2 separate regions of the Homo sapiens genome follow, and region 2 is linked to region 1. A link is an interaction called in ENCODE POLR2A ChIA-PET data of the cell type or tissue named here. Cell type or tissue: GM12878. All regions are shown on one strand. Each heading gives the region's core, and the rest is flanking DNA. Links, peaks and the distances in the headings are about the cores only.

The links. ChIA-PET counts read pairs that join two places held together with the same protein. Peaks named below come from ENCODE experiments on the same cell type or tissue, not always from the same donor. Only the 100,000 strongest peaks of a DNase experiment are listed, where the experiment ranks them.
Region 2: POLR2A ChIA-PET joins it to region 1 with 6 read pairs; 2 of 35 experiments call an interaction of 5 or more read pairs at or near these places.

What each region holds. Positions count from the first base shown.
Region 1 is chr6:53,231,072-53,247,570 of GRCh38, forward strand. It overlaps LOC124901332 (a long non-coding RNA gene), which reads right to left. Exons shown (of 4, transcript XR_007059612.1): 2 at 14,470-14,541; 3 at 13,200-13,360; 4 at 12,974-13,073. It also overlaps the pseudogene HMGB1P20. Among named protein-coding and RNA genes, the nearest start is that of MIR5685, 38 kb to the right of the region's middle. In GM12878, for the core only: no CTCF peak of the experiment used is centred there; a DNase peak (open chromatin) is centred at 8,670.
Region 2 is chr6:53,134,383-53,150,881 of GRCh38, forward strand. It overlaps GCM1 (glial cells missing transcription factor 1), which reads right to left and starts at 14,459. Exons shown (of 6, transcript NM_003643.4): 1 at 14,372-14,459; 2 at 11,176-11,386. The coding sequence starts at 11,250. It also overlaps the pseudogene LOC124901513. In GM12878, for the core only: no CTCF peak of the experiment used is centred there; no DNase peak of the experiment used is centred there.

The sequences.
Region 1 (16,499 bases), core at 6,325-10,324:
AGGAGATGCTAGACAGTCTCTTTGTTAATAACAACCACTGCTATTTATTGCATGCTTACTGTGTCCCAGTATTTTATTTTTAATATCACAACAATCCCATGAGGAAAGAAATATTAGCTCTGGATCCTAGATGTGAAACCCGAGGTTCAGAAAAGTTATGAATCTTGCCCAAATTTATACTGCTCATAAGTGACAGTGCCAGGTGTGAGCCCTTTGTGTGTGCTCCAAACCATTCAGTGAAAAAAGCAAGAAGTCAGCTGGGCGTGGTGGCTTACACCTCTAATCCCAGCACTTTGAGAGGCTGTGGCGGGCAGATCATGAGGTCAGGAGTTCGAGACCAGCCTGGTCAACATAGCGAAACCCTGCCTCTATTAAAAATACAAAAATTAGCCAGGCATGGTGGCACACACCTGCAGTCCCAGCTACTCAGGAGGCTGAGGCAGGAGAATCACTTGAACCTGGGAGGCAGAGGTTGCAGTGAGCTGAGATCATGCCACTGCACTCCAGCCTGGGTGACAGAGCAAGACTCCATCTCAAAAAAAAAAAAAAAGGCAAGAAGTCTTAGACCACTTCTCTAGTGGTAGGCACAGAGTCATTCAGATAAGGCCATTAAAAAAGAAGGTGGAAGGGGAAGATGAGTTAGTACTTGAAATTCTGCTGTCTTGACACAAATAGCCTATCCCGAAATGATAAATGTATTTGTTAATGGAATTTACCCATTTTATACATCGCACATGTTTTGTATGTGGTGTTGAGCATAAAGGTCTTCATTATGAGTCAGGAAATGTAAGTTCCACTTCCAATATGAGCTGTGTCGCTGTCACAAATGGCTTTATTATTCAAAATTTTCAGACCACAGTTTCCGTCTTCATTTGACTGAGAATAATTCAACGACAGAGAATGTTCTAGTCTCCTTTGTGTCTCTAGTATCTAGTACAGGCCCCAAAATGTTTCAGGGTGGAATGGCTAGGGAAGGAGGAGAATAAAGGAGGAAGAGATTTATCTTGTAACATCTGTCCTGATGTTAGCAATATTAATTAAAACAGTTTGCAGGTTTTGTTGAAAAGGTCTGTTGTCCATCTTGGTGGCAAACTAGGAGGAAATGGTATCTAGCAAAGGCCTCTTTGGCATAAAGGGCACAGAATGTGAAACTGACATGTACACACAATGGGATGCCTTCCTTTGGCCACCCTTCGTTTCCCCTTGTTCTTTCCGAAGCAACTGACACCACAAAATGAGAAGAGGTGGAACGGGAGAACGGCTCGCAACAATGACTTACCTGGCTGCTTCCTTTTCAGTTACCTTTGTGGACAGACACAAGAATGCAGAGGCCAGAGCTGCCCTAACACAATGTGGAATTGTGAGCTAGTTTTGTGCCACTAAATATTCTTTGTGCCACTATATATTCTTCAGTGTCCTCAATTCTTTTTACCTTTGCAGAGCTAACTCTTATTTTAGGGTTGTGCCAGGATTTAAACTGGGAGCATCAGCTGCAGAGGGCAAAGGAGTCAAGCTAATAAGCTCTCCAATTCTGCTTCTTGCAGACTGCTTCAGTTTTGAAGGAGAAGTCGTCATTTTTAGAATTCTTACTTGCGTTCACCCTGTACCCTGAATGATTAACTCCTAGTGTGTCCCTTAAGTTTAACCCATATTCCCCCTCTGCTCCTAGGAATGTGAGCACGCTTTCCACTCAGTGACCAGGATTTTAAAAAACTATTTTCAATCTGCCTCCTCTTCCTCTACCCATTTCCCCAATTGCAGCCCTTACCCTCCACCCCTCTCCTATTAAACTCATGTCCATTCAATCTCCAGACTTGTTGGGGGAAGTGGCAGCATTGTAAGATAAACCTTAAGCAATTATTAGTATTTATTTATTTATTTTGAGACGGAGTCTCTCTCTTTCGCCCAGGCTGGAGTGCAGTGGCGTGATCTTGGCTGCAAGCTCCGCCTCCGGGGTTCAAACGATTTTTCTGCCTCAGCCTCCCAAGTAGCTAGGACTACAGGCGCACGCCACCATGCCTAGCTAATTTTTGTATTTTTAGTAGAGATGGGATTTCGTCATATTGGCCAGGCTGATATCGAACTCCTGACCTCGTGATCTGCCCACCTCGGCCTCCCAAGGTGCTGGGATTACAAGCGTGAGCCACTTGCACCCGGCCTATTTTTTTCTTTATCTTAAGTTCCAGGGTACATGTGCAGGATGTGCAGGTTTGTTACATAGGTACACATATGCTATGGTGGTTTGCTGCACCTATCAACCCATCGCCTAGGTATTAAGCCCCACATGCACTAGCTGTTTTTCCTGGTGCTCTCCCACCTCCGGCACCCCAGCCTGAAGTTATTATTAAAGTTCAGTTTAACTCTTGTGGTGTCTACAAAGCGTGACTTTGTTGAGTCTTCAACAGATTGTAGCATTACTCACCTTATGTCATTAAACTGGAGAGGCTGGGGTGATAGGATAAGGGAAGCACACAGCTCAGCATGTGGGGAGTTTATTTAAAACTCTTGTGTCTTTCATTGACTAGGCAGATGAAGTCATTGCTGACATATAAATCAACAAAATACTTTTAAAATGTAACTTTCTTTCGTGGTTTGTTATAATAAATTACCCCTGACTACTCTTTAAAAAAATCACAAAGAGAAAATTATAATTTTCCTTCATCAAGTTCAATACTTGTGAGCGTCTTTCAGGTAAATTAAGAGGAAAAATACATACAAATAGTTACATTTTGGAAATATTTGCACCTAAAACAACAGAATATGTTCTATGGGAGTAATAAGTAGTTCCTAATGTTGATTTATCTAAATGTATTATTTCTTTTTTTTAATAATGTGACTATGATGACCAGGAAAGGAGCCAAAAAAAAAAAAAAGGTTTGAAAATAAATGAAAATAAATGCAAAACCTTAAGTGGTGCACACCTGTAATCCCAGCAATTGCGGGCGGGGGAGGTGGGGCAGTGGCTGAGGCTGGAGAATGGCTTGAGCCCAGGAGTTTGAGACCAACCTGAGCAACATAGTAAGATCCTGTCTCTTTAAAAAAGAAATAAATCGGCCAGACATGGTGGTTCATACCTGTAATTCCAGCACTTTGGGAGGCCAAGGTGGGCAGACCACCTGAGGTCAGGAGTTTAAGACCAGCCTGGCCAACATGGTGAAACCCTGTGTCTACTAAAAATACCAAAATTAGCTGGGCGTGGTGGCGGGCGCCTGTAATCCCAGCTACTGGGGAGGCTAAGGCAGGAGAATCGCTTGAACCCAGGAGACAGAGGTTGCAGTGAGCTGAAATCACACCACTGCACTCCAGCCTGGGTGACAGAGCAAGACTCCATCTCAAACAAACAAACAAAAATAAAAGAGAAATAAATAAATAAGGAAAAAAGGAAAAAGAAGAACTTGTGAACTTGCAAAGAAAAATGGTCTCATTTGGTAACACTGCCCAAATTGGGTGATTTTTTTTTTTATTTTATTTTTTAACTTTTTACTGACAAGAGAGATTCTCTGGCACGAACTGAAGGTGCCCTCTCTTCTGGGTGATGTGTATTAACATTGTACTGAGTCTGGTTAGGGTGGCTCTTGACAGGATAATACTTTCTTTTTTATTAAAAATAATTGTATTTAGGCCAAGTGTGGTGGCTCACGCCTGTAATCCCAGCACTTTGGGAGGCTGAGACAGATGGATCACCTGAGTTCAGGAGTTCAAGACCAGCCTGACCAATATGGAGAAACCCCGTCTCTACTAAAAATACAAAATTAGCTGGGCGTGGTGGTGCATGCCTGTAATCCCAGCTACTGAGGAGGCTGAGGCAGGAGAATCACTTGAAACTGGGAGGCAGAGGTTGTGGTGAGCTGAGATCGCACCATTGCACTCCAGCCTGGGCAACAAGAGCAAACCTCAGTCTCAAAAAAAAAAAAAAAGGAAAAAAATTTGTATTTACTTAGAAGCATTCAGAATGTCAACAAAATGTCAACAAAACAGCTGCAACTTTTTTTTTCAATTATAGAGTGGTATTCAGTTAATGGAACAACAATTATTTGGTATAAGCTGCATCAGAGACAACTGAAGATGAAAAAAACTACCATCACCATGTATAACTAATTTGCGCTGTGCACCAAAAAGAACCTGTTTGAAATTTTCATGCCAATTTACAACCCCCATACTTTACCAGGCAAGGTTAGTGGTTATTGAAAATACTAGCAGGGCATGGTGGCGTGTGCCTGTAATCCCAGCTACTCAGGAGGCCGAAGCAGGGAAATCGCTTGAACCCAGGAGGCAGAGGATGGAGTGAGCCAAGATGGTGCCATTGCACTCCAGCCTGGGTGACAGAGGAGACTCAGTCTCAAAATATAAAAAGAAAAAAATACCACCAAGACATCGCTATCTAAAGAAACATTTCGGTAATGTGTTAATTATACAAAAAAATAGAATGTATGGTTTAAAAACAAATTTTACACAGCCTTACATTTCATTTTTTTTCTTTAAAAGGAGTGAGTTGTGTACAGGCGGGCTAAATGCTTTACAGACAAGAAAAAAAAAAACTAGAACCAACTTATTCATTATCATTGTCTTCTTCATCTTCATCTCTTTATCTTCCCCCTCCTCACCCTCTTCATTTTCCTCAGCTTCCTCCTCTTTTTCTTGCTTTTTTTCAGCCTTGACAACTCCCTTTTTTGCTGCATCAGGCTTTCCTTTAGCTCGATATGCAGCAAGACCCTTTTCGCATTTTTCCTTCGGCTTTGCAGCCTTCTTCTCCTAAGGCTGCTTGTCACCTGCAGCAGTGTCATTCCACATCTCTCCCAGTCTCTTCGCAGCATCACCAATGGACAGGCCAGGATGTTTTGGGCAATACTCAGAACAGAATAGAAAAAAAGGCTGAAGGAGGCCTCTTGGGTGCCTTGGGATCCTTGAACTTCTTTCTTGTCTCCCCTTTAGAAGGGATATAGATTTTCATTTCTCTTTCATTATGGGCCTTGTCCGCCTTTGCCGTATCTTCAAATTTTCCTTTCTCTTTAGCAGACATGGTCTTCCACCTCTCTAAGCACTTCTTAGAAAACTCTGAGAAGTTGACCTAAGCATCTGGATGCTTCTTCTTATGCTCCTCCTGACAAGTTTGCACAAAAATGCGTACGATGACATTTCGCCTCTTGGCTTCTTAGGATCTCCTTTGCTCATGTTGAGTAATTTTTCCTCAGTGAGGCACAGAGTCGCCCAGTGCCTGTCTGGCTTTCACTTTCCCTGGTGCTGTCTCTATCGAGAGGATAATAATTTAAAAGTTGTAAATAAGCATGTCTTATCCTTCAGTTCTCTAAAGCAGGTTTTACATGAAATCTGAATCTGACTGAGAATGTTACTGTTCATTCTTTTCAAAGTTCCAAGTAGACAAGCCACAAAAGCAATTTCTCAGTTTCTTTGGTATGGCTCATGCAAATAAAAACTGGTGGCTAAGACCTAAAGAACAGTTTTAATCTCTGAAATACCGATGACTTCAGGCAGAAGCACAGATGGGTAGGAAGAGGGAGGCAAGGGGAGAGATTTCTCTCCCATGATCATGTTGTCCCAAAAAGGGTCCTTGTGTACAGTTTATAAGGTCACATGTTGACACAATGGTTGTTAAGACCTTGATGAAAAGAGTCAGAGGAAGCCAGTGTGAAATACTCAATGACATATCAGTGGTGAGGCCTTGAGGCATATAAAGAAGGTCATCAAAGTTTGCCATCTCTTTTATCTGCTCTTGCCCACCTCTGCCTAGATGTTACAAATGAAGGAAATATTTGTTGAGAATATATTTATCTGAATGCACTACGTGAATAACGAGAATGTTGGAAGAATGTATGACGGTATATATTGGCTCTTTCAATATTAAGGACCTCGTATAGTCCTTTACTAATCTTAAGGCTTGTCCAAAAAAGATTAAACAAATACACAAAAACAGCCTCCTCCCTCCTACAGTAAACCCAAATAAATCTGATCAGCTTGAAATTATTTCTACAATAGCTCTCACGGCTATCAGGATTTAGTCTGATCTCCTGGCAAAGCCAACCCAGCCCCGCATGAGCCCCCGACCCTCTGCCTCCATCCTTCTCATTCCCCCCGCTGACCCCACCCCCGCCCCCCGCCATGTTAACTGTGAGGTCCTTGACATGCACGCTCCCGCCTCACACCTCCAAGCCTTTCTTTCTCCTGTTCCCTTTACCTCCATGTCTGTCTACTCTCACCTGTCCTTCCACATTTAGTTCCGACATCACCTCCTCCTGAAGGCTTTCCTGCACTGTCTCCTTGCTCACACCAAGACTGGTGCCTCGCCAGTGTGTGGCCATGCATGCTGTCCAGGACTCCAGCACAGGGTTCTACTGAATGGAAACCTTTTTTCTTTTCCTGTTTACTGTTTCTTGTTGTTGTTGTTGTTGAGAGAGTCTCGCTCTGTCACCCGGGCTGGAGTGCAGTGGTGCGATCTCAGCTCACTGCAGCCTCCATCTCCCTGGTTCAAGCGATTCTCCTGCCTCAGCCTCCCAAGTAGCTGGGATTACAGGCATGTGCCACCACACCCGGCTAATTTTTGTATTTTTAGTAGAGATAGGGTTTCACCATGTTGGTCAGGCTGGTCTCGAACTCCTGACCTCAGGTGATCCACCCACCTTGGCCTCCCAAAGTACTGGGATTACAGGTGCGAGTGACTGCACCCAGCCTCCTGTTTACTGTTTCTTTTCTCGTAATACAAAACCTGTCGGATAGTAAGTGTTTAATGTACATTTGATGAATGAATGGTTTAATCAGAGTTTGTTTCTAATCTTGTTTCCAGCCCACATTAGCTTATTCACCTGTGTGCAAAAGTGGATGAGGACAAATAATTGTTAAATCGTTTGCTTGACTAAGAATGTTTTACTGATAGCAAGTTGGCAATCTGAAAATTAGTGGGAGAAGTAGTGATGGGTACTGAACAGACTGCCAACTTAGATTCTGATTATCTGCTGTGAATCATTTCTTTAACCTTTGAAAGCTTTTAAAATTATTTTTCTGGGTATAATAATAATGTGGCTAACTAAAAATAATGAAGATCATGTTTATTGTAGATGTGTGCTAAACATCCATGTTTTCATCCAAGTGCTACAATTGCAACCCCCACATTACCTCCTTTCCCCACTCTGCCTACTCCTAGCATACATGCGGGCATGCGTGCATGCACACACACACATACACACACACACACACACACCCCTAGACTAAACCTTACCAGATTTAGTCTGGTAAGACACATTTCACCACATTTCCAAAGTTATAATGGATCTTGGAAGGGAAAGCTATGGAAAACAGTGATAGAAACATACTTATCACACAGCGATAGAGCTCCCTTTTGATCTCTTCAAACAAGACAAGAAACAAAGAGCGAAAATCATCTGAGAATTCAAAACTGCTGGACTATTCCCATTGCACCGAGTCATGTGGATCTGTGTCAAGTACACAATCAGTTGCAAGTCAGCTGATAGACAGAAAAGAGTTACTTCAGAAAGATAATCTCAGGGAGCTTATTATACTCCCTTTGAAGTAATGAGTCCAGTGAACTTGAACTGGAGACTTGAAGTCTCTGATTTCTGCTGTCACTGGAAAGGAATTACTTTTTCTTTTTTTTGAGACAGAGTCTCACTTTGTTGTGCAGGCTGGAGTGCAGTGGCGCAATCTTGGCTCACTGCAACCTCTGCCTCCTGGGTTCAAGTGATTCTCCTGCCTCAGCCTCCTGAGTAGCTGGGATTACAGGTGCGCACCACCACGCCCGGCTAATTTTTTGTTTGTTTGTTTGTATTTTTAGTAGAGATGGGGTATCACCATGTTGGTCAGGCTGGTCCCAAACTCCTGACCTCGTGATCTGCCTGCCTAGGCCTCCCAAAGTGCTGAGATTACAGGTGTGAGCCACCATGACCGGCCAGGAATTACTCTTGACAATTTTCTATGTAATTTATTGGAGAATGACAAAAGTGGTTGAAAATATTATTAGCTGGAATCTTGGCCTGTGTTGGTAAACAACAGATAAAAAGTTTTAAGGGTGGAACTTGCAAGTCTAATTACACAACATTAAAAATAAGTCTCCATATCAAACATAATTAGTAGATTTCAGATGAACTTGAGGAACTATTAGAACAACTTACCTAAAGCAGTTTTGTTTCTCAGAAAAATGACGTTATAGATCTGGCCTAGAATTTGGCATAGAAACTTTTCCTACAAGGTATAATGAGAAACAGAATCAAAGCAAGAGTCTTAAGACTCAGTCTTAGTTCTAGTTTGGTCTTTGTGATCCTGGCCAAGTCACTTCAACATGAACTTGGTTTTCTATGTCTACAAAGTAAAAGGGTTGGGCTACTATCGCTGCTGTACTACTACTACTGATCTATTTGTGCTGGATTATTCTATATCCAGATAAATGAGGCCAAGTGTTTCTGGCATCACCAACCACCATTTAAACAAATAGCATCCCCTCCATAGGGGAGGAGGCTGCACACATCTGCTGCTCTCCACCCTGAGAATGTGGATGAATTCCAATCAGCAGCCACCACCTGACTGATTTGCCCACAGCCTGCTCTGGGTCCATTGGCTGGGAGGCTTCTGGAGGCAGCTGGGTCATGTCATCCCAACCCAAACTGGTGATGTGAAAGAACAGTCACATGTGTGAGCAGGTGCATAACCCATTCTCAGGAGGGAGAATGGAGTGAAGGAACAGTGGTTTAGGTAATGACTCATTCAGGTTATTCATTCTGTGTGTAAAGCCCAAGGCCCTCCAACTGGCCCTGACCTACCTGCCCCGACTCTTCTGCTTTCCCGACACCTTCTCTGGGCCTCTATTGCCCTTCTCGCTAGTGCAGCTGGCCCCTTGATGGCTTATATAGAAGATAATGTACCTAAGTCATTCGTCACCCCAACCCTTGTGCATAGGTTTTCCTTGTTGCCAGAACCTGGATTTTGTTCAAGGGTGTCCCCAGCCCTATGTGATCAAGTGAAGAACTCTTAAGCTTCATCCCCAAAGGAAAACTGATCACTATGCTCCCATTGGTTATTGGCCTAAGCCAATCACTGCACTCCCATTGATAATCGGTCTAAACCAATAACTGTGCTCCCATTGGTCTAAACCAATAACAGCGCTCAACTGCGCTGTCTGTATGAGATGCTTGCAATGCTGCTGCCATCTTTTGAAAAAGAGAATGATCAGCTGACAGGCTGAGTGAGCAGAGAAATGAAGAGAATCATCTGGGGCCTGAGTGAGATCACTGGGCTGCTTTGTTAATCTACCCTAGATGCTCTCTACATCTTGAATTCTTGTTATGTGAAATTACAATTTTTTTCTTACTGTTTGAGTCAGAAGCCCAAGGTATCTTGCTATTTTTCACACTGGCACACTGGAGAGGCAACAAGAAACCCCAAGTGGGGTTAGTGGAGGAATCAGTTCCTCCACTTAGAAGCCATTACTGAGGAACAAATTACTTCAAAATTTAGTGGCTTGAAATAACAATAAGCATGTATTGTCTCTGTTTCTGTAGGTTGCAAATTTTGGATCTTTTTGAATGGGAAGTCTGGCTTAGATTCTCTCCTCTCATGAGACTGCAGATGGGTGTGGGCTGGGGCTGCCCTAATCTGAAGGTTCAACTGGGGCTGGTGGGTCTGCTTCCAAGGAGGCCCACTCACTTGGCTGGCCAATGGGGGCTGGCTGTGGTGGGAGGCCTCAGTTCCTCTCCATATGGGCTTCACCACATGGTACTTGAGTGTTCTCTGTTTAAAATATAGGTTTTATTAATATTTAGGTATGGCAAAGCCATCAGATCAGGAATGACTGCTAATAAAAAGATAGTTTGTTATGCTCACAGATCTCAAGAGGAAGGGGTGTGTCACACCAGCCACATGGGGAAGTACCAAGATCAGTCAGGAGGCAGAGGGAGCAGAGTGAAAACAGGGGCACAAACTTTTTTTTTTTGAGATGGAGTCTCGCTCTATTGCCATGCTAGAGTGCAGTGGTGAGATCTTGGCTCACTGCAACCTCTGTCTCCTGAGTTCAAGTGATTCTCCTGCCTCAACTTCCCGAGTAGCTGGGACTACAGGTGTGTGCCACCATACCCAGCTAATTTTTTGTATTTTTAGTAGAAACGGGGTTTCACTGTGTTAGCCAGGGTAGTCTCATTCTCCTGAACTTGTGATCTGCCCGCCCTGGCCTCCCAAAGTGCTGGGATTACAGGCGTGACCCACCGCGCCTGGCCAGGGGCACAAACTTTTATTGTGGTTTCTGTGGGAAGGAATGAGTGAGGGAGGGTAATTGGGCTTTGGATTGAATAGTTTGAATCATTTCAGCAGGCTCTGGGCCATACGGGCTATCCCTAGTTGCCTAGTTCCTACTCCTGGGGTGATTAGGGCAGGTGGATAGTGGCCTGGAGGGTGAGAGCCCATAATGGAGGTGGCAGTGTGTGGGCTCTGGATTGATTGGTTTACATTTGTGACGCACCCTCATGGTTGTTTGCTATTTCTAAAAACTGGCTAGTCCTGGGACAGGCATAAAAATACAAAAATAAAAGACATGGTAAATACATTCTCACAGCATGGTGCTGGCTTTGCCCAGAGTAAGCAATCCAAGAGAGCAAGACAGATGCTGCAAAGTCCTTTATGCTCTCAATTCAGAAGTCACATATTATCCCTGCTGAACTCTACACAGACCAGTCCTAATTCAACATGGGAGTAGACTATGCAAATAAATACCTAAGAGGTGAAGATCACTGGGGGCCATCTTGGAGGCTGGGTATTACACATCTGGCAAGTTCCTTGACCTCCAAATGTCAGTGTCTTCACTTAAAAAAGATGGCAATAATATTATGTTACTTTGACTTCTAAGTTGAAAGCGAACAGAAAGTGACTCTGGCTTGCTTAGGCAAAAGAGGAATTTATTGAATCAGTTTTGGACAATTCACACAATAGAAGGGAAGGCTATAGAACCAGGCTTAGCAGAACCTAAGGGAGCTCAGGGAGCAGGGAAAGTCATGCAGGGCAAAGCCTCAGGGTTGGTCTGGTTGGGAAACTGATGTTGACATCAACTGCACTGGCCACCGGATATTGTGGCCAGAGCTAAATGCTCAGCACCACTGCTGCTGAGCAACTCTCAATCGCCTCTGTGCCCTGAAGCTTCCACAGTGTGGGGAGAGTGGAGAAAGGAGGACCAGGTCCCTTCTGCTTCTGGGATTACAGCATATGTCCGCTACAAATATGGGCTTCATGGGATTCACCAAAAATATATGAGCACCTTCCTTGGAAAATCGAGAATGCTCAGTAATGGTTGGTTGCTTAATAGAAAGGAGAAAGCAGATACCGTGGGATGGAATAGAGTGAGTTTGGAGATCTCAAGTTGAGAGTGAGAATAAAGCATGCTCATTACATTTCCAGCCACACTGAGCATTTCTAATCGCACTCTTACCTTGTCTTCACTCCTATGCACATTTGCAAATTCTTAAATTGCTGAGATTTGTACAAATCTTATCTATATACTCTATCCAGTGAACCAAGTTGGAGGCAAGGGAACAGTATGTTATTAAGAAAAGGTAAAGTGAAAGCCTCCTGTGAAAATTGCAATACTGGCTGGGAGCAGTGGCTCATGCTTGTAATCCCAGCACTTTGGGAGAATGAGGTGGGCAGATTAATTGAGGTCAGGAGTTCAAGACTCCTGCTTGGGCAACATAGTGAAACCATGTCTCTACTAAAAATACAAAAATTAGCCAGGTGTGGTGGCGCACGCCTGTAATCCCAGCTACTCGGGAGACCGAGGCAGGAGAATCGCTTGAGTCCAGGTGGCAAAGGTTGCAGTGAGCTGAGATCACACCACCGCACTCCAGCCTGGGCAGCCGAGTGAGACTCCATCTCAAAGCAAAGCAAAGTGTAGAGAAAAGAAAATTGCAACACTAGCCTCTTGGTACCTTGACATGAACCACAATTAACCACACTCTTTAAGTGGTGGTAGCTTCCATTTCTGTCACTGTTACCTTCATAGTACTTTTTTTTTTTTTTTGAGACAGAGTTGCTCCTTCTGCTCACTGCAACCTCCACCTCCTGGGTTCAAGCGATTCTCCTGCCTCAGCCTCCCGAGTAGCTGGGACTACAGGCACATGCCACCATGCCTGGCTAATTTTTTGTATTTTTAGTAGAGACGGGGTTTCACCGTGTTAACCAGGAAGGTCTCGATCTCCTGACCTCGTGATCCGCCCACCTCGGCCTCCCAAAGTGCTGGGATTACAGGCGTGAGCCACCACACCTGGCCCCTTTATAGTACTTCTATCTCAGTTTGAATTTCCAAGGCAAAGCCAGACACCTTTTCTCACAAAGCCTGTGCTCTGTTGTTAGGTGTGGGCATGAGTCTTGCTGTTCAAACTCAACTATTTCATTCAAAGTGACCTTTCGTGGGTTTACAAATTCATTGAGGTTGAATGTGTAACTAAATTCTAAAATGTTAGTTCTAAACTAAGTTCTAAAATGGTTCTAAAAAGTTCGTATGTAAGGAGCACCAGGAGGGCTTGCTGAAACACCAGTTGCTGGGCCCCACCCCTGGAGTCTCAGGTTCAGCAGGTCTAGGGCGAGGTCGGAGGATGTGCACTTCTAATACGTTCCCAGGTGGTGCTGAGGCTGCTGGTCTGGGGGCCACATTGAGAAACACTGACTTGAATGACTTGATGCTGTTGCTGGCCTGCTTTGTAAACTTCTTAGACCCTATCCAGTAATTGCCTTTCTTTTCTTTTCTTTTCTCTTTTCTTTTTCTTTTTTTTTTTTTTTGAGACAGAGTTTCACTCTTGTTGCCCAGGGTGGAGTGCAATGGTGATATCTTGGCTCAGTGCAACTTCCGCCTCCTGGGTTCAAGTGATTCTCCTACCTCAGCCTCCAAAGTAGCTGCGATTACAGGCATGTGGCACCACACCTGGCTAATTTTTTTGTATTTTTAGTAGAGACAGGGTTTTACCATGTTGGCCAGGCTGGTCTCGAACTCCTGACCTCAAGTGATCCACCCATCTCAGCCACCGCACCCAGCCAGTAATTGCCATTCATAAAGAAAGCCAAGATGACACCTACAGAGCAAAATTATGTGATATTCAGGAATAAACACTGAAACATTATTTTGATTAGAATAATAGCTGCACGGAACAGAAACTTAGCTATAAGAGCTTAAGCAAATAACAGTTTGTTTTTCTTACATTCCCAAGAAGACTAGAAGCTGTGATAGGCTGGTGAAATGACTTCACCTCATCAGGGGTCAAGGCTCTTGCTAACTTTCTCTTCTGTCATCCTTGGTAAATGATCTTTGTCCTCATGGTCACAAGATGGCTGCTGCATCTCCATGTATTGCCTCTGCACTCTAGGCAGGAAAATGAATGATGAAGAAAAATGCATGTATGAGCTTTTCTGAAAGTCCCTCTAGAGACTTCTGTTCCCATCTCATGGGTTAGAACTATGTCACATGGCCACACCAAGCTTCAAGGGAGCCTCAGCACTCATTGACCCACATAAAATGGGGTTCCCGTCGATGAGAAAGGAAGGAAGAATGGGTGGTAATCAGCAGGCTCTGGGATGCACTCACCTGCTTGACTCCCAAAGGGTCACATTGCGTACTCAGGCCAGAGCCACCTACAGTGCTAAACCAGCCACGCAACAAGTGAAAGGGACAGAGAAAAGACATGAAGCCACTTCTGTACTAGCATTTCTTGCCTCCTGCTAATGGGTGTTATATGAAAAGGGAAAACTGAACTAGAACTTCTTTACTATAGACTTCTGAGAAGTTTTATTAAGCTTATGTATGTGATGACATTCCAAGGCAGGAACAAACATACTGCATTTTCCAAGCTTATTTGACCACAGAGGCTTTTTAAAAATTTTTCTGGAGCATCTCTCTGAACTACATTCCATGGAAATTTTTGCCAGAAAACCTTGATATATACAGTGTCAACTATCAGTGTGTTTTTTAAGACTCCTTACGAGAAAAAAAGCCAAGTATGTTCTTCTTACATCAGTGAGATAGTTCTACTTTTTTTAAGGGGAAGGAAATGAAAATAGGAACAGTTTGTGAGTCAGGGCGGGGGGTGTGATACCAGCCTGCCACCTGAGAACCATGCAACCTTGACAGGCCTGGTGGCCTCCCTAGAGTCTCCTGTGGTTTTTTTTTTTTTTTTTTTCTGTGAGACAGAGTCACCCAGGCTGGAGTGCAGTGGTGCGATCTCGGCTTACTGCAACCTCTGCCTCCCGGGTTCAAGTGATTCTCCTGTCTCAGCCTCCAGACTAGCTGGGATTACAGGTGCGTGCTACCACACCTGGCTGATTTTTGTATTTTTAGTAGAGATGGGGTTTCGCCATGTTGGCCAGGCTTGTCTTGAATTCCTGACCTCAGGTGATCCGCCCCCCCTTGGCCTCCCAAAGTGCTGGGATTACAGACATAATCTACCACGCCCGGCCAGAGTCTTCTGTTCTTACTTGCAAAACAAGATCTGTAGGCAAGCACCAGGATGCATCCCAATAAACCAAAATTCTGCAACTTCACAGCTCCTAGAAAGATCAAGAAGGGATGCCTGAATCAATCTTTGGTAATGGGAGATAGAGGATATATGCCCTCCTGTTGGGCGACAGAGTGAAACCCCGTCTCAAACACTGGAGATGGACTCTCGGGGTTTTGACATGTTGGCCAGGCTGGTCTTGAACTCCTGACCTCAGGTGATCCGCCTGCCTTGGCCTCCCAAAGTGCTGGGAGCACAGGTGTGAGCCACCACACCAGGCCTGGTTCTCCCCTTTTAAGGGCTCATGCATTCTATTAAGCTCACCTAGATAATTTAGGATAATCCCCCCATCTCATCACATCTGCAAAGTCCCCTTTGCCATATAAGGTAACATATCTACAAGTTCTAGGAATTAGGACATGGACATCTTGGGACTCATGGGCATTCTGTCTACCATGCAGATGAAATCTATTGTTTAAAGAAGTATAAACAGTGTTGGGAAACTGAAGACTATAACAAAAAATTCAAATTAGGCTTAATAGTATGTGAGACAAGCAGTACAAAAGGTAGAGAAGGTTTATGTGAGAAAAGAAAAGAAAAAAAAACCCAAGAAAGGAGATCAATTACAATACAAGCAAAAGTAGGACAACACTAGTTACGAGCTGGAAGCACGTGAATCCTTTAAGAGCCCGAGCAAAGGGCAAAGGTTTAGTATGGGATTGTTGGAGTTTCTTTCTATTATATATTGTACCTTCACCAATAGAACTAAAAGTCTAAAATCACACTATTTAAAAACCGAGAATGTATCAGCATTAACCAGATTGATCCTACAGGCGCTGCTTGACTTTCAGGTGTGGAGGTGGTAGGAAGAGCCACAGAATGGCCTGAAATAATTGCAGAGCTCCAGTGTTTGAAGAATGTATAGGAACCTGGTGAGGTGAAGGCACCCGTGCCTTTGCTTAGTGGCTTCAGGATGTGGAATAAAAAGGAACATGACATCTACATCCAGGTGAGAATTAGGCTTGGGACAAAGGGTGGTGAAGTATTAGTCCAAAGGTCAATAAAAGAGTAAGAATCACATGCAAGTAAAAGGATCCAGGCAGAGGGTGTGCAATAAGAATTTCTCAGTCCTGGTCCTGTTGTCATTGTGAACCACATAATTATTTGTTGTGTGGGTGTCCCGTGCATTGTAGGCAGGTTAGCAGCATCCCCGGACTCCACCCATCTGATGCAGTGGCACCCTGCCCCAGGATGTGACAACAAAAAATGTCTCCAGGCCTTGTCAAATGTCCCCAGGGGGAGGAGACAAAAATCACCCCAGTTGGGAACCACTGGTATACACTGAAAGAATAGGTAAGGGGACACAACACACCAAAAAGGGGGAGCCTGCAAGCCTGGAAAGAGTCTTTGAGGCTGCAAGGACACAAAAACCGAGGGAACCTTGTAAGGGGCCTGTTGCTGGAGCTGGTGGGCTGGCTGGGAGCCACCAAGAGCATCCAGCTGGTTTGCATACTGGCCTGTAACTTGGCCAGGGCAGGATCCAGGTCAGAAGAGCTCAAGTCTAATTCGTTCAGGGGTTGCACTCTGGTTGTTTTCCATTTGTTATGCAAGCACAGGTTTCAAAAGGCAATTCACCTGGGCAGGGGATATGCTTGCTTGCAATATAAACAGCTTGGAACCTATTATCTTACATGGTTGTTTCACTTCATCTAGGTTCACTGTCTGTCCTCCTGACCCCTGATTTGTAGAGGAGGGAGGAAACAAGGATGGTGGAGAGACTTGGATGCAAGTAGTGCCACCTCCAGCCTTTACAAGTGCCGTTAGGAGAATTAGAAAAGGTGCATCTCTGGCTGGATGAATTAGGAAAGAATGTCCCCTCAGGGAGGATCAGGAGTGGGGCTAGGCTAGGAGAGTGGATGGCACCTTATCTCCAACCCTAGCTGGGAGCGCAGAGCTGCGTGTCAGCGCCCCCATAGTGAGTACCTGCAGAGTTCCTATGGGAGCAAGCCT
Region 2 (16,499 bases), core at 8,154-12,153, 95 kb before region 1:
ACTGTGGAGTGAGTAGATAGGAAGGATGTTTTGGCATTCAGGAGCTGGGCAAGAGACCTTTGGCAAAAGCCTCCCTACATTTAATTCTGACAGTGGGATCAGCGAGCCCAGCACAACAGTGGCAACTGAGTGCTGTGTCTGTCAGGCATTCAGCCGCTGGACCAAAATAAATGATAGCCCCTGTGAGTTCCATCTGATTGACACTTCCCTAGCCCTCAGTGACACAAGAAATGACCATTTCTCAGTAGGAATTTTTGAAGGTTAAGTAATGCTATGCTCTTACACAATAACTATAGAAAACAGGGCCCAGTGTGGTAGGGTGTGCCTGCAGTCCTAGCAACTCAGGAGGCTGAGGTGGGAGGATGGCTTGAGGCCAGGGGTTCAAGACCAGCCTGGGCAACACAGCAAGACCCCTTCTCTAAAAACTCAAAATAAACTGTGGAAAACATTGTGGCGGGATAGTGAGATAATGTCTCGTACCACTCTGTGGTTATCTTACTGGGAGTCACACAGGTTTATGCAATGTCGCCAGAGATAAGCAGTGGGAGGGATGAAAAGCCCTGGTTCAGAGAGATCAAAGAGCCACTTTCTTCCCCAGAGATTTTCTTCCTTTATCTTTAACCCTACGTTCACGTGCCTCAAACATGACAAGGGAGTAAGAAAGAGCTTGTTTTGACTGAAAGCGTCTCTGTTATTGCCCAGGATTGGCGCTATGCCCTGTGTATGAACATTTGACTAAACTCTCCTTTAAAACATCACAGACAAGGAGAGTTGTCATTCAACGGACAAAGTTTCCATTTGCAAGATGAAAAGGTTCTAGAGCTCCTTTGCACAACAGTGTACATATAGTTACCACGACTGTACTATGCACTTAAACATGGTTAAGATGGTAAATTTTAAGTTGTGTTTTTGACCAAAATAAAATAATAATTAAAGAAAGGCCAGGGACACCAGACACTCAGTCCTTATAGCATACATTATTTTGCTCTCTGTGCCTCTGTTTCTTCATCTGTAATGTAGGGATAATGAGACCTGCCTACCTGAAGAGTTGTTCTGAAGATTAAATATGATTATATATATTAAATACTTAGCACAGCACCTAGCATGCTGTAAGCTCTAAATAATTGTTAGTCACTGATGCTGTGGCTCATATTCCTAGGCCCTACATTGGTGCACAGATGCTGCATTTGACAGACCCTTCCTTGTTCTTAGAATGAGAAACAGCAAGCAGTGTCAGCACTCAAACTTAGGCTGTGCCCATGCCCTACGGCTTTCAGAGACTTAGCATGGTGTAAGAACATTTTTCATCTAGACGGTTCTAGAAGGTGAAAATAGAAGATTCTAGAAGGTCCAGAAGAAAAGACTAGGCTGCTTCTTCTTTGCTTTCCCAACCAGAAAGCACAGCCCACAACATAAAAAAAAGACAAATTTTAGAAGAAAAAAGTAAATGTCAGTGTCAGGATTGACGGGCATTTACTGAGTTAGAATTCAAATTTAGAACGTGCCAAAGAACTTTGTAACTTGAGACTCTGGGCAAGTAACTTTGTCTTTAAAGCCTGTTTTGCTCTTCTCTAAAACTGAAACATTGATTAAAACTGCCTCACAAAAGTGCTGTGAAGAGCAGATGTGTTGTAAACTATAGATTCCATATAACGATACTTGTTGAATGGAATGTCATGGGGCCTGAGGTGGTCTGAGGAAATATAAATGAGAGGTTTTAGGTACATGCAGGGTAGTACTGTTTAGTGGTTAAGAGCTGCAGTGTGCAAACTAGGGCCCATGGGCCAAATCCTGCCCATTGCCTGCTTTTGTAAATAAAGTTTTATAGGAACACATCTATGTTCATTAACTGAAGTGTTGTCTATGGATGTTTTTACACCACCGCAGCAGAGACTGTATGGCCCACAAAGACTACAATATTTACTATCTGACTCTTCACAAACAGTCTGAGATTGCTGGCTGTAAGCTTGGACTCTGGAGGTACACTGTCTTTCTGGATATGAGTCTTAATGACATTCTTTTCTTCTCAGTGCCTCTGTTTCCTGCTCTGTAAAATGGGGTAACAGGAGTACCCCACAGGGAGGTTTTGAGGACTTACTAAATTAACATACACAATGCACTTAAAATAGTGCCTCACACGCAGCAGGTTCCACCTCAATGTTAACTGTTATTCTACCAGATCTGGAACTGCCCTCAGCCAGTCAATGTGGTTGTAAGAGTCACTGGCTTTTGGGAGAGAGAAGACCCAGTAGAGGTCACTTCATGCTTCATACCTTGCCAAGCCAAATGCAAGATAAGAGTCCAAGTCCCAGCTGGGTGCAGTGGCTCACACCTGTAATCCCAGCACGTTGGGAGGCTGAGGCAGGTGGATCACCTGAGGTCAGGAGTTCGAGACCAGCCTGCCCAACATGGCAAAACCCCGTCTCTACTAAAAATACAAAAAATTAGCCAGGTGTGGTGGCGGGCACCAGTAATCCTTGCTTCTTGGGAGGCCGAGACAGGAGAATCTCTTGAACCTGGGAGGTGGAGGTTGCAGTGAGCCAAGATCATGCCACTGCACTCCAGCCTGGGCGACAAGAGTGAAACTCTGTTTCAATAAAAAAAAAAAGAAAAAAGAGTCCAAGTCCCTATAAAATAAAAGCTTAATTGGTGCACCTCTTGTTCCACAACCTTCCTTCTCAGGGCATGACAGTGGCTAGCCCTTTGTGTGCTATGCTGTAACTACTGTGGTTTGGGAAGGGGGAAGGGTATAAATAATAGGAGGGTGGCATCTGGAAAAGTTCCCTGTGGTCCATCAGGCAGCTGCAGCAGAGATTCCCGGATGGCCAGGCCAGGATGCTGGTTGGACCATTTGCTTTTTCCAGACTGTCCCTCTCCTCCCCAATTCTCTGGTAATTTTGGGCTTGCTGAGACTCAATGCCCGGGGTGAGAGAAGCTCCCCAGGCAGCATGCCTCCTGCTCTCTCCACCCACCTTCTCTTCCCTTCCTTCCTTCCTTCTTCTGGCCCAAAGCTGCAAACAATGATGTCTTGTTTTCTGTCACAGAAATGCCATAGAAAGCATAATAGAGTATTTTATCTTTTGAAATAATAATGTAGGTTAAAACATTAAAATGTCTACTTTTGGCCAGGAATAGCGGCTCACACCTGTAATCCCAGCACTTTGGGAGGCCAAGGCTGGAGGATTGCTTGAGTCCAGGAGTTCAAGACCAGCCTGGGCAACACAGTGAGACCACGTCTCTACTAAAAAAACAAAACAAAACAAAATTTGAGTGTACTTTCCTCTAATATTGGACTGTAAAAAACTACTGGTGCACTTGAATTATTCCAGTATAAAACACAGTTGTCAGGATAGCAGAGATGAGGGCAAGGTAGACTTAGAGGAAAGCTGAGATTTTCATGCTTTAAAGGTGAGTGGCCACTTTAGGCTGGTCAGAGCCATAGATCCCATGAACCAGAAGGAGCGGAATGTATTTGTGAGAACATCTCAGATGTTCTGATTAAAGCAAAGACTCCTTGCCTGTAGAGGAAGAGATGATCTTTATCATCCTTTAAGCTTTTTTCTGACAGTCCCTCCACTGGTACCTTAGTTTTCCAGTTCTATTAATAATGCAGTAATGGCCAGGTGCAGTGGCTCACCCCTGTAATCCCAGCACTTTGGGAGGCCAAGGTGGGTGGATCACTTGAAGCCAGGAGTTCAAGACCAGACTGGCTAACATGGCGAAACCCCATCTCTATCAAAAATACAAAAATTAGCCAGGCATGGTGGCACATGCCTGTTATCCCAGTTACTCAGGAGGCTGAGGCAAAAGAATCGCTTGAACCTGGGAGGCAGAGATTGCAGTGAGCCGAGATCATGCCGCTGCACTCCAGCTTGGGTGACAGAGTGCTTTGTCTCAAAAAAAAAAAAAAAAAAAAAGCAGTAATAATTTGGACAACGTATGGACTGAGAACATTACTAGGAGTAAATATACTCACATCAAGCTAGTCTCTGGGCCATTTATTCATGCCTAGTCTTTGACCTGGACATTTAGTAGGGTCTTTGATGTCTTTTTACACTGAAATTAAGAGAAAACCCAGATCTCAATAATGCAGAGGAACCCAAGTGTCAGATGGATGACTGTGATTTCTGAAACCTGTTAAACCAAGACCTCAGAGAAGTAAAATTTAATAAGAAACAATAATCATTTCTTCATCATGTTTAGCGAATCCCCACAAAATACTTTCTTCTTTTTAGATCCTTTGTTTGTTTTAATTTCTAACTTTTCATGAGTAACTCTTTGTTTTTCCTCTTAGTTAAGAAGTTTATAATTGAAAGGGAATATTTCTGAGGTTTCCAACATGTAGACCTAGCTAATTTGTATTTGATTATCTCCTGGGTAACATCACTGGGGGGTTAACTGATATTTCTATGACTTCTGGGTATAATTTTTTACTAACAGATTTAATCCTCTAACTCAATCAAAATTTTTGTAGCTCTATGCACTTCTAGAACACCCTTCATACTCACCTCATTCTAACTTATTCAACTACTTGAAGTTTTCAGAGGTTATCTGAAGAAATGAAGTATGTATTGTTATATAAAACTAATCAATTAAAATACAAATTCTGAAATAAAGTATCAAAAATATCTACATTATCATATGATCATATTATGAAATTGATTTTCTTTTGGAATATAGTCTGCTCTTGCATAAAGTAAATATCTTCCAGGTTTTCATTAATTATATAAATAGCTTATTCATTACTTATAAATAAATATTTCTAAATAGAACAGGAATATCAAACAAACATACTTTAAAGCAAATTATATAGAGGTACAAAAATCAGATATTATGGAAAACAGGAAAAAAAACCTTCAACCAATGTTTTGATTTACATACAACTTTTCAGGAACTTATCTCTTCTGGGCCAACTGGAAATAAAACTCCAAGTGTTACCAAGGAAAAAAATTGAATTCAACAAAATGCTTTTGTGTTTGTTCAAGAATTACTCCTTAGGGCAGGCATGGTGGGGAATGTCTGTAATCCCAGCTACCCAGTAGGCTAAGGCAGAAGGTTGCTTGAGCTCGGGAGTTCAAGACCAGCCTAGGCAAGATAGTAAGACCCCCATCTCAAAAAAAAAAAAAAAAAAAAAGGGGGAATTACTGATTACTCTTTAGACTAATCCTGGTATTTCTTAGTCAAGAGATCAAGACTCAGGACAGGCCAGGCGCGGTGGCTCAGGCCTGTAATCCCGGCACTTTGGGAAGCTGAGGTGGGCAGATCACGAGGTCAGGAGATCAAGAACATCCTGATCTTGAAACCCCATCTCTACTAAAAATACCAAAAATTAGCCAGCCATGGTGGCACATGCCTGTAGTCCCAGCTACACGGGAGGCTGAGACAGGAGAATCGCTTGAACCCGGGAGGCAGAGGTTGCAGTGAGCTGGGATCACACCATTGCACTCCAGCCTGGGCGACAGAGTGAGACTCCGTCTAAAAAAATAAATAAATAAATAAAATAAGACTCAGGACAAAGTTCCTTATTTACTCTGAAAACACTAAGTTATGCCAAGTTACCTCAGCTTTCAAACCCCGTCTGTCTTCTCTTTTCGCTTCCCTTTTCCCTCCACCCAGCTAAGCAAGGGACCTGCTGCAGGGTACCAGCAGATGCAATAATGCTCCTATCTGTATCACACCAGAAGCACAGAGTGGCAGAAGAATTCTGGTCCAAATAGCAGAGGCCCCAGTGATCATGGGAGCCCATATAGGTAGAGCTCTCAGGGAAGTTCAAATGACCCTTGAGGTCAAGGAGAATGTCTGGCAAAGGGGGCAAAGTCACAGGAATCCCCATCAGAACAATGACAACGTGACCTGCTCATACAGGGGATAATAATTGACAAGAAATCCACAATCTGGTTTACCTGTTAGCTCCCTAGCACCAAGACACATCTGAGTACTACAACTGGCTTGTTCTGATTACATGTGGCCACATGGATTCACAGAGAGAGCTCAAATATTCATGTTTGATCACAATTTGGGGCTTATCTTTTGCAGAGACAAAGGAAGTTTGGCTGGCTAAAATCATAGTCCAGGAATGAACTAATCAGAACTGTGGCCCCTTTGCAGTTGACTTTACTATTCTATACTAGAGAATGTTCTCTCTACCAAAAAAAAAAAAAAAAAGTACTTAAACCTTGTAATTTTGTGAGTTAATGGCTTGGGGTGGCTTTGGCCATGGGTTTAATTTGCAAACTGCTCAGTGTGTAGGAACAAAATGATCCAGGGTGTTTGCTGGCTGTGGTGCTATTGGCACAACCTGAACTGAGAGAAACTGGCTGGTATTTGAAACAGAGTGGATATTCTCCTCTTGCTAGTGAAATGGGTACTATTTAAGAGAAAAAGGAACTGAATTTCTTCCCAATTTTCAACCAGAAGAAAATAATTCTTAGAGATTCAAAGTTCTCTCAAGTATTACAATCAGTACTAATGAGAGTGTGACACTCTCCAGGACCATGTAATCCACATTTTAAATCAAGACTAAATCAACACCAGACTTTTGCTGCTTGGATCAAGCAAACCTTAAAGCAATTAGATTTCACCTTTCCAAGTACAAATAATGACATAAATAATAGATGGTTGATCTAATTTTTTTTTCCTCTAACCTTACACAAACTCTTCTGGCCTTGCTCCCCATGCCAGAGTCATGTTGAACTGCACACTCCTTTCAAACTCCTCTAGCATTTTTCTACATGGCATTGATTCTCTATTTAGGCAGTAATCTTGTTCCACTAGCCCAGAAGATCATGAGCATTTCCACAGAAGTTAACATAGCTTAATGGCCCCAGTATCCCTGAGCCTACTACAGTGTCTCCTGCATTTAAGTTTCTCAAAAATGTCTGATATCTTAGTAAGGACATCACTGCTCACTGTTGTCAAAATTAACCCATAAACCTTGATGTATCTGAACTAGTTAAAGACACATGGAGTTTCTCAGACCAGAAGATGCAACTGGTATTTGGGTAATCATTTTGAAACTTGAAGGGCCGGGTGCGGTGGCTCACACCTGTAATCCCAGCACTTTGGGAGGCCAAGGTGGGTGGATCACGAGGTCGGGAGATCGAGACCATCCTGGCTAACACGGTGAAACCCTGTCTCTACTAAAAATACAAAAAATTAGCCGGACACGGTGGCAGGTGCAAGTAGTCCCAGCTACTTGGGAGGCTGAGGCAGGAGAATGGTGTGAACCCGGGAGGTGGAGCTTGCAGTGAGCCGAGATAGTGCTACTGCACTCCAGCCTGGGCAGCAGAGCGAGACTCTGTCTGAAAAAGAAAGAAAGAAAGAAAGAAAGAAACTTGAAGCCCGGGTGCAATGGTTCATGCCTGTGATCCTAGTATTTTGGGAGGCCAAGGTGGGCAGAACTCTTGAGTCCTGGGGTTCGAGACCAGCCTGGGCAACATGGCAAAACCCCATCTCTACTAAAAAGACAAATAATTAGTTGGGTGTGGGGTGCACGCCTGTAGTCCCCACTATTCTAGAGGCTGGGTTGAGAGAATCACCTAAGCCCGGGAATTCAAGGCTGTGGTGAGCTATGATTGCGCCACTGCACTCCAGCTTGGGTAATGAGAGTGAGACCCTGAAAAAAAAAAAAAAAAAAAAAAAAAAAAAAAAAAAAAAAAACAGAAAGAAAAAGAAAGAAAGAAGGAAGGAAGGAGAGAGAAAGAAACTTGAAACTTGAAGCATGTGAAAGGATAAACAGAAAAGGAATTTTCCTACGTGTTGTATAACTAATAATTCTGGCAAGAATATAAAATTATGAAATATAAACTATAAATGATCTAGATCGATGGGACAGAGAGTGAAATTAGAGAAATTTATAATCATAACAAGCCATTGCATTTGATCCTTTAAACCACATTTGTTAAATGCCAAAAAAGGTAGTCTGGGGAACATCAACCCCTGAAGGGCTTCAGGAAAAAAGTTTCATGGTCAAAAATAAGTTGGGGTAATACTGCCTAATACAGCCTCCTTCGGAGAGCCACCAATGCACAGGATGGTGAAAAAGACTCCAAGCCTGCAGTCAAGAAATCTGTTTATCCTTGTTGAACTTCGTATTGCTCTTTTTCTTTCTTCACAGTACCTATTAAAATTCCATGTAACTTGTACTCTACAGAATATATTTAGGGAACACTATTCTAAACATCTTAGAGACTGAGGCAGGATATGTGGAGAATTCCTATTTTCATTCTACAGGAGGTAACTAAGACTTAAGAAAATCAATTTCTCCAGGCTCACACAGATTCTAAACAATGGAGCCATTCATTAATGAATTCCATATTCAACATTTGTTGTTTCATACACGTCAGGCACTGTGCTAGGCACAAGGCTGACATTTCTAGAATTCTAGACTATTAGAACTAATAGGTACATACCAGACCATTTGGCGCAACCCCCTCATTTTCAGAGAGGAAAGGAAGTTTCAGAAAAGGTAAACAACTCAAGGATCTCCAAAAAAAAAAAAAAAAAAAAAAAAAAAAAAAAAGGAGATGGAACTAGAATTCAAATCTGGGGCATTTTTCTCCAAGTCCTGTACTTTTCATAATACACCCCTCTGTCTCTGGATATGCTCACACAATATAAACAATATAAAATCTAATGTCTGGAAATCTTTCCAAGAGCTCAAGTGTTTCTTGGTCTGATGACAAAGCTAGCATTAAACCCAGACGAGGATGGTATTCTCTCTACTCAGAAAATACTAAGGAATATTTGCATTTTAAATCATTTCCCCGACATATTTAACAAATTGGAAGACAGCTATTTCCGTGAGCAATCTTAGTACTTTTTAATGAACTATAAATACATTTCTAAAACCAAATGTGCATTTTTTGCTATACATTTCTCAGTTTAATGTCATGGGTAGCTGCAAACACTTTCATTTTTGGAAATTCATGTTGGAACATGAACTTTTATGAGCCTCAAGTTTCCCTATAGGAAAGAGGTCTTCATCTCTTGTTTATGGATCTGATGAAGAATCCTGTCCCAGAAAAAATTGCCAGTTAAGACACAGTGTCACCACCATTTCATGGGGTTCTCAAACTCACTAAAACTCTTGCTCTAGAATGTGACATTGTAAAGTCTTCTACATATCTGTTTACTTCAACTCTTGATTTCGTGTCTCTCCAACTTCTATTTGGGTGTTGCAATCATGAAGTTAGAAAAAGGTGAAAATATGGGTCCTGGAGCCAAGAGAAATTAAAGTTTACTTTAAAGTTTCCCTACAACAGTGACAATAATTGTAATACTAATTAAGAGCAACAACAAACACAAATCCCTAAAATCGATATTTGCATGATTTAACTGTGGTTTCTAGAACCATTTGTAAATGGATGGAAAGTGGGGCACACTTTCTGTTCTCCAGCTCTGTCCCAAGATCTACGAAGAGAGGATACAGATGTGGGGTCGGGGGTGGTGAGAGGGGTAGAGGGGGTGGGGTTGGAAGTTAAGGAAAAGCATAAAGAGAAACAAAAGGAAGTCTTCGTTAGAAATTCTGGAACAGTTACAAAGATAGAGGAATCTCTATTCCCTCTCCCCTGCTTCTGATAACTCAAATTCCTTATTACCCAGAATCAGGCAGACTGGATTGACTTTTTCATGACTTGGTACTGGTGGTGTCCAGTCCTAGCCTTCTAGTCACCTTTTCAAACAACTTCTAGTGAGAGCATCTTAAATGTTAACAAAGGAAGTCAAAGAAGTAAACAGTGATACATGTTGAAAATCAGTATTCAACAACCAATGTGTGCCTATAATTCCAGCTACTTGAGAAGGTGAGACGGAAGGGTTGTTCGTGGCCAGTAGTTTGAGACCAACTTGGGCAACATTGTGAGACCCTCCTCTCAAAAACATTTTTTTTTCAATTAGCCAGGAGTGGTGGCACATGCCTGTGGTCTCAGCTTCTAAGGAGGCTGAGGCAGGAGGATCACTTGAGCCCAGGAAATTGAAACTGCAGTGAGCTATGATGGTATCACTGCACTCTGGCCCAGGAGACCAGGCAAACCCATCTAAAAAAAAAAAAAAAAAGTCAGTTGCCAAAGAAAATGTGAAATGAAGTCACTATTTCAGTGCATGTATGGTATTTCCAAAATAGGAGGAGAAGAGGCCAGGCTGTTTATGCCTGTAATCCCAGCACTTTGGGAGGCAGAAGCGAGTGATTGCTTGAGCCCAGGAGTTCAGGACCAGCCTGGGCAACATAGCAAAGCCCTGACTCTACACACACACACACACAAGTACAAAAATTAGCTGGGTGTGCCTGTGGTCCCAGGTAGGCAGGGAGATCACTTGAGCCCAGGAGTTCAAGACCAGCCCGGGCAACATGGCAAAACCCCATCTCTACAAAAAATACAAAAATTAGCTGGGCTTGTTGGCGTGTGCCTATGGTCCCAGCTACTTGGGAGGTTGAGGTGAGAGAATCACTTGAACTCGGGAGGCTGAGGCTGTAGTAAGCTGAGATAGCACTACTGCACTCCAACCTAGTTGACAGAGCCAGACCCTACCTCAAAAAAAAAAAAAAAAAAGTAGAGGAAGAAGAAAGAAAAGAAAAGAAAGAAAGAAAGAAAATGAAAAGAAAGAGAGAGAGAAAGAAAGAAAAAAAGAAAGAAAGAAAAAAGGAAGAAGGCAGGAAGGCAAGGCAAGGCGAAGGAAAGGGAAGAAAGAAGAGGAAAAAGAAAAAAGGAAGAAGAGCATGCTGTATTCCACAAGAGAACAATATCATCTGGATTCCAGCACATTCCATTTAGACATGAATCTGAGTTAAAACTATCACTATAGCAAATAAGGTTGTATGAGGACTTGTGCATAACAAAGAGTCAATTTATGGCCAAATAAATCATCACGGATTTTATCATACTGTCTAGCCAGAGTGAGTGCAACCTGAGTTACGCCAACTTTGAAAGAGAAGGGAAGTAGAAATTTCTTTGCATCAGTCTCTAAGTGTGGGAGTCTGGTAAGTAAAGACACACTCAAATCATAGGTCTTGCCATCTCTTCTTAAAATCCCTCAGTCGGCTGTCTAGCTGAAACTCTAGGGGAGAGGAATTTACCCAGCTGGAATCCTCACCAATTTCCTTCCAGGTCTCCGCATGTTAATAGTCAAGACTTCACAGCCCAATGTTGAAGGCAGATTTTTATAGCAAGTACATACCTGTGGCAGTTTCACATCATTAATATCCCAGCTTAATATCTCTTTGTCTTCAGAATCAAAGTCGTCAGGTTCCATGATAAGGTCAGGCCAGCCAAGGTTTTCACCTATTCGACTCCCCTCAGAAATGCTTGAGAATTTTGTTCTCAAAGGTTCTTGATATAGCTGGATCGGCCCACTCAAGCACCTTGGACCAGGAGATTGTTTTCTAGGGCTAAAAAAATAAGTTATATTAGTATTGGCCATTAAAGAGATTTAAAAAAAAACCCCAATGCTCCTCTGCCAGAAAAACCTGTTTCACTGACATTTTTGCAAGTACCAACATACTAGTAAAAAACAAAACATAGGAGCCATAAGTGATTTTACTTAAAACTTGGCCATCGGGAATTAGAAGCGTGTGATCACTGCTTTCACCCTTGGGTTTGGGCTTGCTTTCTCATTGCAAGATCCAGGTTGTGAAGGCCTTAGCAGAGACAGTTGTCATCTGTAACCAATGGCTAGGACTTTTCCTGCTAGGGCAGGAGGATACTGGCTTGGAGTTGTTTCCATAGAAATGCCTTTATAAATTAGCTAATGTGTGGTTGAAGCTGCAAGAGGGGAACATCACACTGAATTTATCTAGGAAAATACATATATGTTTTATATATATATATATATATATATTTTTTTTTTTTTTTTTTTTTGAGATGGAGTCTCACTTCTTCACCCAGGCTGGAGTGCAATGGAGTGATCTCGGCTTACTGCAACCTCTGCCTCTTGGGTTCAAGCAACTCTCCTGCCTCAGCCTCCCCAGTAGCTGGGATTACAGGCATGTGCCACCACGCACAGCTGATTTTTGTATTTTTAGTAGAGATGGGGTTTCACTCTGCTGGCCAGCCTGGTCTCGAACTCCTGACCTCAAGTGATCTACCCGCCTCGGACTCCCAAAGTGTTGGGATTACAGGCGTGAGCCACCGCACCCGGCCAGAAAAAAAATATATTTGAAAATCCAAATCACTGTAAGGATTAGGTTTGGTCTCTGCAATAAATCCTGTGCGCACGATATATCTTCAAATATTATCAACTAATATGCTTATATCTGATTAATCTGAAACAGGGTTTCTTAAGTTTGGCACTATTGACATTTTGGACCAGATAATTCTTTGTTGTGGGGAGCTTTTTTCATGTTGTAGACTGTTTGGCAGCATCCCTGGTCTCTACCCATTAGGTGCTAGCAGCCTGTAATCCCAATACTTTGGGAGGCCAAGACACATGTATCACTTAAGTCTATGAGTTCAAGACCAGCCTGAGAAACATGCAGAAACCGTGTTTATACAAGAAGTACAAATCACTAGCTGGGCATGGTGGTGCACACCTGTAGTCCCAGCTACTTTGGGAGGCTGAGGTGGAGGATTACCCGAGCCCAGGAGGTTGAGGCTGCAGTGAGCCAAGATTGTGTCACTGCATGCCAGCCTGGGTGACAGAGTGAGACCTTGTCTCAAAAAATAAATAAATGAATGAATGAATAAATAAATAAATGAATGAATAAATAAAAGTTTGTTCAAATGGCATTTCTTCCCTCACGAGAAATAGTGCTCTAATTTCTAACTATAATTGGTTAAAGGAGGTTTACCAAGAAAAAAAGAAAGAAAATTTGAAGTGTTCTACCCTGAGGAAAAAAATGAATAATTTTGCAGATGAAAGCTACTTGTTAGTACGATATGAAGTGAAACATGTTCACATGTATAACATTTCATTTATTGGTACTCTTATAAAAACAAGAGACATAATGATGTTATGTAGAGCTATTTAATAGCGAACTCAAACTATAAGGTAGATTAATAGTCTAAGCTTTGGCGAGACCCATGAACTCTTTTCTTTAGTTTTTATTGTTTTTTTTTTTTTTTTTTTTTTAATGGAGTCTTACTCTTATCACCCAGGCTGGAGTGCAGTGGCGCAATCTCAGCTCACCATAGCCTCCACCTCTGGGGCTCCAGTGATTCTTTTACCTCAGCCTCCCAAGTAGCTGGGATTACAGGCACGCACCACCACACCCAGCTAATTTTTGTATTTTCAGTAGAGATGGGGTTTCACCATGTTGACCAGGCCGGTCTTGAACTCCTTTCCTCAGGTGATCCATACGTCTCTGTCTCCCAAAGTGCTGGGATTACAGGCATGAGCCACTGTGCCCGGCCTGTTCTTTAGTTATTTAGTGTTATATAATCCTAATACTTGTCAATCACTGAACTCTACCAAGGGAAAGTGTATGTATATAAAAGACCGTTGACCTGAACATAAGAATGAAGTTCCTTTTTTCTTTTTTGTGTGTGCTCTAGATGTCCAGAGAAATTTCTCTAGTAACAAACTATAGAAATGATCCCTGAAAGTATAGTCTTTATAAATAAAGTTCTTGACCATTAAATGACAAGCTAATCAGAGTCTCTTCCTGTCTGTTCCACATACCCATACTGAGCTACAACCTAGTGGTTGCAGAGCACGAAGTTTCTGTTCCCCAACTGAATGTTGATTTTCAAGACTAAATCCTCATGGATTTTAAGTAAAATTCTATGTTTAGGAAAGAAACATTGTGTTACTGAAGAAATGATGCCGCAAATTGACTCTAATTCAAAGGACTTAAATAACAGGTATAGAAGATGCAGATACCAAGCAGCAGTTCCGTGTACTTACCCTGAACAGTAACGATATTGTCTCTGATGGTGCAAATTTTGTTATAACTAATTGGAATAGATCTACTTTTTAAAAACCTTGGCAAATAAGATTCATATTTTCAAAAATCAAAAACATTGTTATAAAGCCTAGGCAATATAGACATAATTATTTTGTTTTTAAATTAAGGGAAGAATAATAAAGAAAATTTTATTACAGAACAACTATGTTACATTTTAGATTTTTCTCTCGATATTAACATTTGCTAAGCGAATGAGCATTAATTTAATATTTCCCTAAAAGTTAAGAACAAAACATAGAAAAGAAGAAAAAACCATTTTACAGCCCTTAAGTAAACTCTGTTTTCCTCTTCTAGGATTGAAAAACTACACTTGTCAAGACTCCTTTTTTTAAAGCAACTTGCGCAAAGTATATTCAATTTTCATCATTTCTACAGAAAAATGAACTAGAACAAATGAAACCCTGTAGGAATAGAGTGGTCGTTGCCACATCCCTTACATTTGCCTCTCCACGGGATTTCTGGCTTTCTTACCTTCTAACTTCTTACGGAGAAGCAGACAGCACTGTGTCGTGAAAATCTTACTGCTGGTTCAAGTCCCAGCAGGCTCTGGTCATTTTCTGAGCAGACGCTGTTCCCTATTCCAGGTCAGGGTACACTATGCTAATGAGTTCTGGCAATGGTCCAATCAAAATCTAGATGCTCTAGGCTCTGGATAGGTAAGAGCAGCCTGGGAGTCACTTAACCAGCCTGATTCTTCCCAGAATGCCAGCAATGTGATGAATATTCTATGATGTGTCTCTGAACTTCCCCCTCCCTTTATGTTATGAGGACATTTGAACTAAAATGGACATTGAAAAGAACCTCATAAGGAAGTACAGATGTTTTTCTTCTTGTGATGTTACAGGTTGGGCCCCAGGCAGACGATTCACAGTAGGTCCTAATTCTCCCACTATTTACCCGGCAGGTAATAGTTCTCTCTCATGTGTGCAAGAGAGAGAAGACAGACAGACAGAGATAGAGAGATATTATGGTGAGGAAATTTACTGGAATAGACAGTGGATAGCCAACATCCTCTATACCAGAAATACTGAAATGCTATCTTAACCCTAGCAATAATGTCCCACTAATTCTAAGTGTTCTGATCCCCTAAAAATATACAATTCTTGGCCGGGCGTGGTGGCTCACACCTGTAATCCTAGCACTTTGGGAGGCCGATGTGGGCGGATCACAAGGTTGGGAGTTCAAAACCAGCCTGGCCAAGATGGTGAAACCCCGTCTCTACTAGAAATACAAAAATTAGCCAGGTGTGGTGGCGAGCGCCTGTAATCCCAGCTATTTGGGAGACTGAGGCAGAGAATTGCTTGAACCCGGGAAGCGGAGGTTGCGTGAGCTGAGATTGCGTCACTGCAGTCAAGCCTGGGTGACAGAGCGAGGCTCCATCTCAAAAAAACAAAAACAAAACAAAACAAAACAACAAAAAAAAACGAACAAACAAAAACCAATTATTTCTTCTAGAGATACCCTCAGTGCTATTCTTCCTTTTAGAGACATCCGCAGTACAGCCTAAATCAGTTCAGTTCATATGTTTTGTTCTAGGTAGTCTGCCAGGCCTTGGCAACACAAGAGAGAATGAAAGCCATTAAGAAGTTCATTCTAGTAGAAAAGATGATTAAAGCTACTAAATAAGGCCGATTTAATTTGATGTATAGAATAAAAGTAATATAAATGAGAAGGCTATTAAGCTGGAGGGAGGAGAACCAAAGGAAACCCACCAAAATAATGCTCGATGAGCCTTTTGAAGGACAAATAGATATTTATCAAGGCGTGAAGGACTGGAAGAGGGTGTTTCGGGGAGTGACAATATCCTGGACAACATGACGAGGGATCAGTACCTGTCAGGAAGGTCCAGACTTTCAAGGATGAGGCTTAGGAGGCAGAGATGAGAAGGCGAGAAGGCAAAAGGCTTGGAAAGCCTCATAGTTGCATTCGGCGGCCCCTAATAGATTTCTCATTCGTCTTTCAGTTCATGAACAAATTCCTTTCCTGCCTGAAGTTTAAGACCCTGCTTCATCTTTTTTTTTTTTTGAAACGGAGTTTTGCTCTTGTTGCCCAGGCTGGAGTGTAATTGCACTATCTCGGCTCACCACAACCTCTGCCTCCCGAGTTCAGGCGATTCTCCTGCCTCAGCCTCCTGAGTAGCTGGGATTACAGGCGCACACCACCACGCTCGGCTAATTTTGTATTTTTAGTAGAGATGGGGTTTCTCCATGTTGGTCAGGCTAGTCTTGAATTCCCGAACTCAGGTGATCCACCCGCCTCGGCCTCCCAAAGTGCTGGGATTACAGGCGTTAGCCACCACGCCTGACCAACCCTGCTTGATCTTATTGTACTTTATCTGGCCAGTCTTGGTCTCCTCTCTGTAATCCCTTTGTTGGTCAGGAGGACATTTCTCCATCCATCAGATACATTGTATCAGGACAAAGCCTAAAATTATGCCAGCTGGTGAAAGAGGATGTCTACAGGGTCTAGGTCCAGAATCACAAGCGGAGTAAAGAGTGGATTTAGTGTCGACAGGCAATAAGTCAATCACTGGCACACCTGTTGTGCTTATTCACTTACTTAGGTCTATTCTCTAGTGTATTTTTCACATCCATATATC